2 separate regions of the Homo sapiens genome follow, and region 1 is linked to region 2. The links are chromatin contacts, found by Hi-C or POLR2A ChIA-PET in ENCODE. All regions are on one chromosome and are shown on one strand. The core of a region is the stretch at or near the end of the contact, and the rest is flanking DNA. Distances in the headings are between cores, read along the strand shown.

The links. Hi-C counts contacts between places; a loop is a spot of excess contacts on that map. ChIA-PET counts read pairs that join two places held with the same protein, here RNA polymerase II (POLR2A). Pooled maps may share reads with other maps.
Region 1: a pooled map shows a loop between it and region 2 (3-fold over the local background). The contact joins the enhancer-like site here to the promoter of SIGLEC9 in region 2. A Hi-C loop is called at or near these places in 5 of 50 pooled maps. POLR2A ChIA-PET finds 5 or more read pairs at or near these places in 3 of 52 experiments (CD4-positive, alpha-beta memory T cell, WTC11 and activated naive CD4-positive, alpha-beta T cell).

Annotation. Positions count from the first base shown.
Region 1 is chr19:51,392,073-51,395,933 of GRCh38, reverse strand. No RefSeq gene overlaps it. Among named protein-coding and RNA genes, the nearest start is that of C19orf84, 3.4 kb to the right of the region's middle. RefSeq lists enhancers at 211-420, 1,476-2,072 and silencers at 1,361-1,500, 1,511-1,570. Within about 2 kb of position 1,638, at least 32 of the 41 ENCODE cell types and tissues checked have a DNase peak (open chromatin) inside an H3K27ac peak, as active enhancers do.
Region 2 is chr19:51,122,823-51,127,178 of GRCh38, reverse strand. SIGLEC9 (sialic acid binding Ig like lectin 9) reads right to left here and starts at 2,273. Exons shown (of 7, transcript NM_014441.3): 1 at 1,784-2,273; 2 at 1,304-1,582; 3 at 1,051-1,098; 4 at 1-149. The coding sequence starts at 2,204.

The DNA.
Region 1 (3,861 bases), core at 389-2,888, 270 kb before region 2:
CTTCTTTTTTTTTTTTTACCAATTTGTTAAATTAGTTTTCGTTGGGCTAGCATGGATTCATAACCACCATTTTATACTAGTATCACCAGTGAGGAATTGTATTTCAAGGATCAAACAATAACCAGCAAATAAACTTTTTTCTACAAAAAAAAAAAAAAAAAAAGCATAGATGCCCACGTGCCATGGGGCTTAATGAGAACAAGCTCCATGCCGAGCCCTTTACGTACACTGCCATGTTCGAATGTCATAGCAACTCTGAGACAAGTGTTCTTGGCCAGCTCCCGAGTGAAACTGAAGCTCAGAGAGGCTAAGCAAATTACCCAAGGTGACTCAGCTTTTCAGGGGCAGAGCAGTATGTGACATCAGTCAAGCATGTCAGTTGGACTCCACGCCCATGATCTCAACACCTTCCTGTACTTCCTCTCATTGTGGCAATGAACAGCTAGGGCTTAGGCCGGGCGCTGTGGTTCACGCCTGTAATCCCAGCAATTTGGGAGGCCAAGGCGGGTGGATCACTTGAGGTCAGGAGTTTGAGACCAGCCTGGCCAACGTGGTGAAACCCCGTCTCTACTGAAAATACAATAATTAGCCAGTCCTGGTGGCAGGCACCTGTAATCCCAGCTACTCGGGAGGCTGAGGCAGGAGGCTCGCTTGAACTCGGGAGGCGGAGGTTGCAGTGAGCCGAGATCGCATCACTGCACTCCAGCCTGGGCGACAGAGCGAGACTCAGTTTCAAAAAAAAAAAAACACACAACAACAAAGGTGACACCCGAACCTTGACGCCTCGACAATAACAACAACAAAGGTGATCCCCGAACCTTGACACCTCGACAGGGCTGAGAGGGGAGAAGCTGGGTGAGGGCCTCTAAATCTGGGGAGATTTCAAGGAAGGGAGGCAAAGATGACCTCCTGGACCTAAAAGAGGAGAAAGGACATGAGGGTAGGAGAGGCACTGAGAGGCCCCCCTTGCCCTTGGAAGGGTCCCAAGTAGATGGGGTGGAATGAATGGGAAAGAGCAGGGACCCCAGAATCTCCAGGGACGGAAGGGGGTTCGGGGAGGAGGGGGATTTTAGGAAATCTGTAAGCCCCTACGAAATGGGGAGACCCCGAAGGTCGAATCTTGGAACTTTGAAGGTCTAAAGCCGGTAGGGATAGGGAGTGGAGAGTGAAAGGAAGGGTCTGGTTCTAAGCGGTGGATGGGGCAATGGGGCTCCCCAGTGGGCCAAGGAGATGCCGAGAGGGATTCTCCCCTCAACAACCCAGTCCCCTCTCTCCCTCCAAGCTCCGCTCAGCATCTCCAGGCCTGGGCCGGGTCTCCCGGATGCTACCGGAACCTACCCGCACATGCGCAGACAAAAGCCTCAGCAAAAATGCCTGAAGGCGCAGAAAGGCGCTCGCCAACCAGAGGGAGAAGGCGAGGCGCGCGGGGTCCGCAGGGTGGGGATTCAAAAGCGGCGCGAGTTCTCTGGCCAATCAGAGCCGAGAATAGTGGCTCGCGACGCTTAACAAGTGGGCGGGACTCTAACCAATCGCCGCTGCGTTCCCCTACAAATCGGAAGTCTCGCTTCCCCTTAAGCAGAAGTTGGTTGGCCAGTTTTCAGAACTAGCCTGTCAATTTTGGAAGCTGAGTAAAGGGCATTTCCTTAGCGACACAAGGTCCCGCCTCCAGTCTCCTAGCGCCGCAGGGGCACGGGGGACGGGACAGAAAAAGCCTTAAAGGGCGAGGTACGTGGTAAGCGGTCAGACCCTGGTTTCCAAATGGCGTCAGATCCTGATCTTAGTAATAGGAGAAGCAATAAAAGAACAAGCTAGAACAATCCCATGACGCTAGACTTGAGCAGTGAGCGCCATCTGCCTCTGGGATTTAAAGTAACCGAATGGATAGACCCAGACTTGAAATCTGAAGATCTGGGTTCTCATCAGTCTCCAGGAAAGAAAAGCAAGCCAGATCTCTTGGCAAAAATCTTATTCCGGCCACTCAGTGCCACTAACATCGTCCAGCATAGGGCGATCCTGTTGCCTGGGACTTCTCCTCCTTAAAATGCAATGTTGTGGGCCAGGCACGGGGGCCTATCCCAGTAATCCCAGCACTCAAGGTAGGAGGATTACGTGGGGCCAGGAGTTCGAGACCAGCCTGGCCAACATGGGGAAACCCCATCTCTACTAAAAATACAAAAATTAGCTGGACATGGACATGGTGGCACATGCCTGTAATCCCAGCTACTTGGGAGGCTGAGCCAGGAGAATCGCTCGAACCCAGGAGGCGGAGGTTGCAGTGGGCGGAGATCGTGCCATTGCACTCCAGCCTGGGCGACAGAACAAGACTGTCTTAAATAAATAAATAAATAAATAAATAAATAAATAAATAAATAAAAATTTTAAAATACCCTGTAATCCTAGCACTTTGGAAGGCCGAGGTGGGAAGATTGCTTGAGGCCAGGAGTTTAACACCAACTGGCCAACATAGAGAGACCTCTTCTCTATTAAAATAAATACATAATTTTTTAAAATGTGGATTAAATTAGTTCATATTATTCATTAAAATAGATCTCCAGTCTTGCCAACATAGTAAAGCCCCATCTTTACTAAAAATACAAAAATTAGCGGGGCGTGGTGGCAGGCGCCTGTAATCCCAGCTACTCAGGGGGCTGAGGCAGGAGAATCGCTTGAACCCGGGAGGTGGAGGTTGCAGTGCACTGAGATAGCACCACTGCACTCCAGCCTAGGTGACAGAGGGAGACCCTGTCTCAAAAAAAAAAAAAAGACCTTCATTTTACAAAATAATTTAGAACTCCCCCAACTCTCAAGGTTGTGAAAAACAAGGAAAGACTTAGAGAGTGCTGCAGATTAGAGAAGACTAACGAGAGAGGATGACTAAATCCAATGTGGTAGTCCAGATTGGATCCAGGACCAGAAACAAAGGACATTAGTGTAAAAACTGGTAAAATCCAAATAAAGCCTGCAGTTTACCTAATAGTCCTGTCAGTTTCTTAGTTGTGACTAATGTACCATGTACATTACATGACAATGTAAGATGGCAACATTAGGGGAACTCCTGTCTGGAGTAAATGAGAACTCTCTGTATTATCTTTGTAACTTTTCTCTAAGTATAAAAGTATTCCAGGCCAAGCATGGTGGCTCATGACTGTAATCTCTTGGTACTTTGGGAGGCCAAAACAGGAGGATCTCTTGAACCCAGGAGTTTGAGACCAGCCTGGACAACATTCTGAGACCCTGTCTCTACAAAATAAGGCACCCCGTGTGGTAGTGTGTGCCTGTGGTCCCAGCTACTTGGGAGGCTGAGGTAGGAGGATGGTTTGGGCCCAGGAGGTTGAGGCTGCAGTGAGCCATGATCACACCACTGCACTCCAGCCTGGGTGACAGAGGGGGACCCTGTCTCAAAAAAAACACACGCAAAAAGTATTGCAACATAAAGCATTTATTTAAAAATATAAATACCTATGCCACTCCTCTTAGCTGATTATTTTCCAGTCCCTGAATCACTACATTTGTTTTACTTTCAGAAGCTGTTCCCTCCCCAGGAATATTCAACTTCCAGTCTTCCAGTACCTTCCCATAACAGCCTTTTCTAACCATCTTATCTACTTAATTTTTTATTCTTTTTTTTTTTTTTTTTTTTTGAGATGAAGTTTCACTCTGTAGCCCAGACTAGAGTGCAATGGTGCCATCTCAGCTCACTGCAGCCTCCGCCTCCTGGGCTCAAGTGATTCTCCTGCCTCAGCCTCCCAAGTAGCTGGGACTACAGGCATGCCCCACCATGCCTGGCTAATTTTTGTATTTTTATTTATTTATTTATTTATTTTATTTATTTTTGAGACAGGGTCTCACTCTGTTGCCCAG
Region 2 (4,356 bases), core at 1,024-3,523:
GGGCTGTGAGGGGCACAGGGTCAGGCCTCTCCAGCTCAGGCTCAGCCTGGCAGGGGGATTGCTGTCAACTGCATCAACTGCACAGACCAGGCGCAGAGACTGGCCCTCTGGGAGTGACAGAGATGAGCCATTTCCCAAGACTGTGGATACTGTAGAAAAAGAGACAGAGGGTCAGAGAGATACATAGATCTGGAGAAAAAGGAAGGATACAGAAAGAGACTGATGACAGCAACTGACACACAGACATAGACTGAAGTTCTGGAAACACACACTTTCACCACTCACTGCTGGGAATGTAAACTTCTCCCCGCTTCATCGAGAACAGTTTGGGCTTATCTTTCAAAATAAGAAAGAACATATAATGTAGCTACATTTTGCTTTTAGGAACTTAACCCACAGGCTTAGATATTCCTGTGGAAGTAGATACAAGATTGTTCTATCCTGCCGTAGGATGAAATTAGTGCCGTGATCTTCCATTAGGAGATGCCACAAAATCAGAGTCCATCCATGCAGTGGACTCACACACAGCCCTAGAGGAGGGTGCGGACAGTCTCACTACGGACGTCAAACCACCTCTGAGATCCTCCAGGTGTACAAACCGAGACTCAGGGCAGCCTGGATGGACAGTGGTTGGTTCTGGGGAGGGGGGCAGGCATCGGAGGAGAGCCTTTGCTCTGCAATTTGAATTTTTGCCCATGGACATTTATCACCTGTCCAGAAGTACTTAGATCAGAACTATCAGAAATAAACAGATAAGGGTGGAGATGTATTCAGGAGATACATGAGAAGGAGCCTCAAAGCCTGGTCCTGCTGTGTGAATGCCACCCTCTTCTTGTTTGAGGCTGAGGGGGGGGTGTGTGGGGGAGTCCAAGGGAGGTGATGGGAGGATGGGAACAAGTGGCCTTGGGGCCTAAGGATACAGAGGGGCCCTGAGTTCACCCACAAGGACATCCCTGTTTGCCAAAGTGAGTCCAGGTTGAGGAATAAGCCAGCCCCATCCTGACCTGAAGGCCCTGCTCCTCCAGCCCCAGGGAGGGAGCTCCATCCTACCTGTGCCGTCTCCTTGGAAGACAGTCATGGTCAAGTTCTGAGGCGGGTCTGGGACAGAAAGACATGGAGACCCGCATCACTGTGAGGGCTGGGGACACTGGCCCTGTCTGTCCCCAGGAGCCGCATAAACAGGGAAGGCAGAGCCAGTGTCCTCCTGACCCCACCACCAGCCCAGATTCCGGGACCCAGCACCCAGTGTCCAGGCTTGACGCTCACCCCATCAGGGACCCAGGCGTCCCGGCCCAGCACTCACAGGACACGTTGAGATGGACGGTCTTGTTCGTGGTCACGCTGGCCCCAGGGAAGGTCACCTGACAGGTGAGGCTGGTGCCATGGTCCTGGGGCTGTGGGATGAGGGTGAGCACCGAGGAGCGGGTGGTGGAGGGGTCCAGGGGGGACACGGAGGTCCCTATCCAGGAGATCATAGGGGGTGTCCCCTGCTCACAGGCCCAGGGCACAGAGCAGGTCAGATTCTGGGGGCAGCCGGACTCCAGGGTGCCTGGGATGAGGATGTTGGGCCTGTGGGTCAAGGCTGGTGAAGAGAGGGGGACTCAGGATCAGGTCAGAGGATCCATGGTGCAGCCCTGGGGGGAGCTCAGGCTCTGGTCCAGCTCCTGCCCTGAGCCAACTCGCTTCACCCTAAGCCCTCTCCTGGGGCAGGGGCTCCATCCCAGCCTTTCCCTGCCGCCCCCATGACCTTTCCCTGTGGCCTTTCCTGGAGCCTGTGCCTTACCTGTCACATTCACAGAGAGCCGGTGATGTTTATAATTCCATTTTATACTTCCTTTCTCCATACGAAAGAAGTATCTCCCCGCATCACTTCTTCTGGCATCTCTGATGCTCAGGGTGCAATTCTTGGTATGTGGGTCCCCAAGGAGGTGGAATCGGTCCCGAGTCTCCTCCCACACTGCCCGAGCTGGGTTGTTTGTGGCCACTGGAGCATCCTGGTCTGTATTGGCCCCTTCCCGGAACCAGTAGCCATGAACTACTGGGCCAGGGTAAATCCAGCCATGCGAGGGGTAGGAGAAGGAGCAGGGCACATGGACACACAGGCCTTCCTGCACCGTCACGGAACTCTGCATCGTCAGCAGTTTACTTGTCTGTCCTTCCGCCCTCTCCCTCCCCCAGAGCAGGGGCAGCAGCAGCAGCAGCATGTCTGGGGTTAGAGGTGCCAGGGCCGCGAGGGAACGTCTGTTCCTCAGGGTTCTTCTCTCAGGAACTGCGGGCTCAAGACTTAGAGGAGGCCCTACAGGAAGACAGGGGCGAGGTCGGAACAGTGACCTCCTCAGAGGAGGAACTTTACACCCAGACACTGTCAGGCCCGGGTCAGCCCTGGGAGATCCACCGTCCACCACCCCATGTTCACTCCTGGGTCCCTGAGGCCAGAGCGGGAGACAGACTCACCCAGATTCCCACCCCATGCAGGGCCCACCCCACCTCCTGCCTCCCTCTCAATGCCCTTCCCCTTAGGTGACATTTTCTGCAGGGTGAAAATGAGTCCCATCTGGCCAGACCCCTGAGTCAGAGGCTGTGGATATCTGCGTAGCTCAGAGGTGGGACTTGGGGCCATGAGAGATGGGGGTGCAGGTGGGGTGAGCAGGCAGCCTCTCATCCCCCCCAAGCAAGCACGAGGTGGGCACCCCCTTTCTGCACAACGAGGTCAACACAGCAGAGCTGGACACTGTCCCCAAGGGGTCACTGTGCGGAGGGGAGACATGGAGGCTCCTGACGTCTGAGCTGTCCACGGCAGGAGCTTCAGTTGGGGGGCACAGGCAGGATGGGGTCACTCTCCCGTAGGTCAGGGGTTCAATCTCAGGAGGACTGAGCAGAGGGACATGGGGCTGTGGAGGTGAGGATTCTATGTGTTGATACACGCCAAGGACACAGAGGGGAGCCTGGCTCGCAGGAGGTCTGGGAAACTGAGGCTGTGACTGTTGTACTGTGGGGCTTGGAAGGGAGGAAATTCGGAAGAAAAGGGGCAGATTTCAAAAGGGAAGATATTTCTCCTTTCCTCACTGCACCACGAAGGGTTTCTTCACCACCGATGTCTCGCTCAGCCACACTTCCCTGGTTACTCCAGAACATGAGGGATCAGCTGGCCCTGGGGCTTTGCTTCTGCAAGCTCTGCTCCCAGGGGTCCCGGTGAACAGGAGATGTGGAGTGAGGACACCAGCCCCGGGGCATGCACCCTCCGCGATGGGCAGGATTTCATGGGAGAAGAAACATGCACCTGAATTCAGCAGAAGATTTTTTGTAACTGTGTGGCTGGGCTGGGAGGAACTGGGAGTATCCTGTGTGGTGGAGCCTCCTTAGACCGATGTCAGTTTTCTAGAAATATTTTTGGGAGAAATATAAGCCATATAGATAAAAATGTCTTCCCCCCAAGAAAAAATCTCAGCGGTTTACACATATGAACATGCTTAGAGAAACAGAACACTGGGGATGCCGCAACACCTCCTCTTTGTTACCCCACTTCCTGTCAGCCACACCCCACTTCCTCCTGAAGCAGCCCCAGCCTCACTTTAACGCTAATGGTCTCCATGCTTTTCTAGGTAGTTTTATCATCTGTGCACGTTGCCGTGAATACCTCAGGCCCCCATGTTTGCCCAGTCGCTCCCTGGGAAGTTGCAGCATCTCAACTGCAATGGTCAGAAGGGCTGAGCCATGGCTGACAGTGTTGTCCTGCATCTGTTCTGCAGGGCTGGGTGTCCACATCTGAGTTCTGTCTTGAGCAGGAGGGGCTCAGTCAGGCCTCTCAGCACTGCTCCCCTGGGGCCCTCCACACCTGCAGAGCCAACACGGGCCTCAGATTAGCATCGGCCACTTCAATTCTAACTCAGGCGGGACAGGACAGCTCAGCCCCACCTGGAACTCGGGGAACAATCCTTCGGCTTCCCTAGAAAAGAGCAGGCCTGCTCACCTGGAGTAGTAGCTCCAGGTGAGGCCATGGGGGTTGGGGGGAAGCCAGTGCCCAGGATGGCCCCCTGATCAGGTGAGAACCAGGGGCCAGAAGCCCTCCTGCTTTTCACTCACACATCTGTAGCCAGAGGGGCTTCCTGGGAAAGGGTAGAAGCGTGTGAGATTCTGTTCCCAGGCCTCCACCCCTCTGACAGCCCAAACACCCGACTAGGCTGCCTGCCTCAGCAGCTGTCCTGCAACTCACTCTGCACAGAGGCTCAGGGAAATGTGCTGAAATCGCAGTGGGTGGTGAGCCCAACAGGTCAATGCTCCTCCGTCCCAGCCCCTATCTGAGGCAGCTCCAGGCCCCCGGGTGCTGAGAGCTGGGAGGAATTCAGTGTTCTTCCC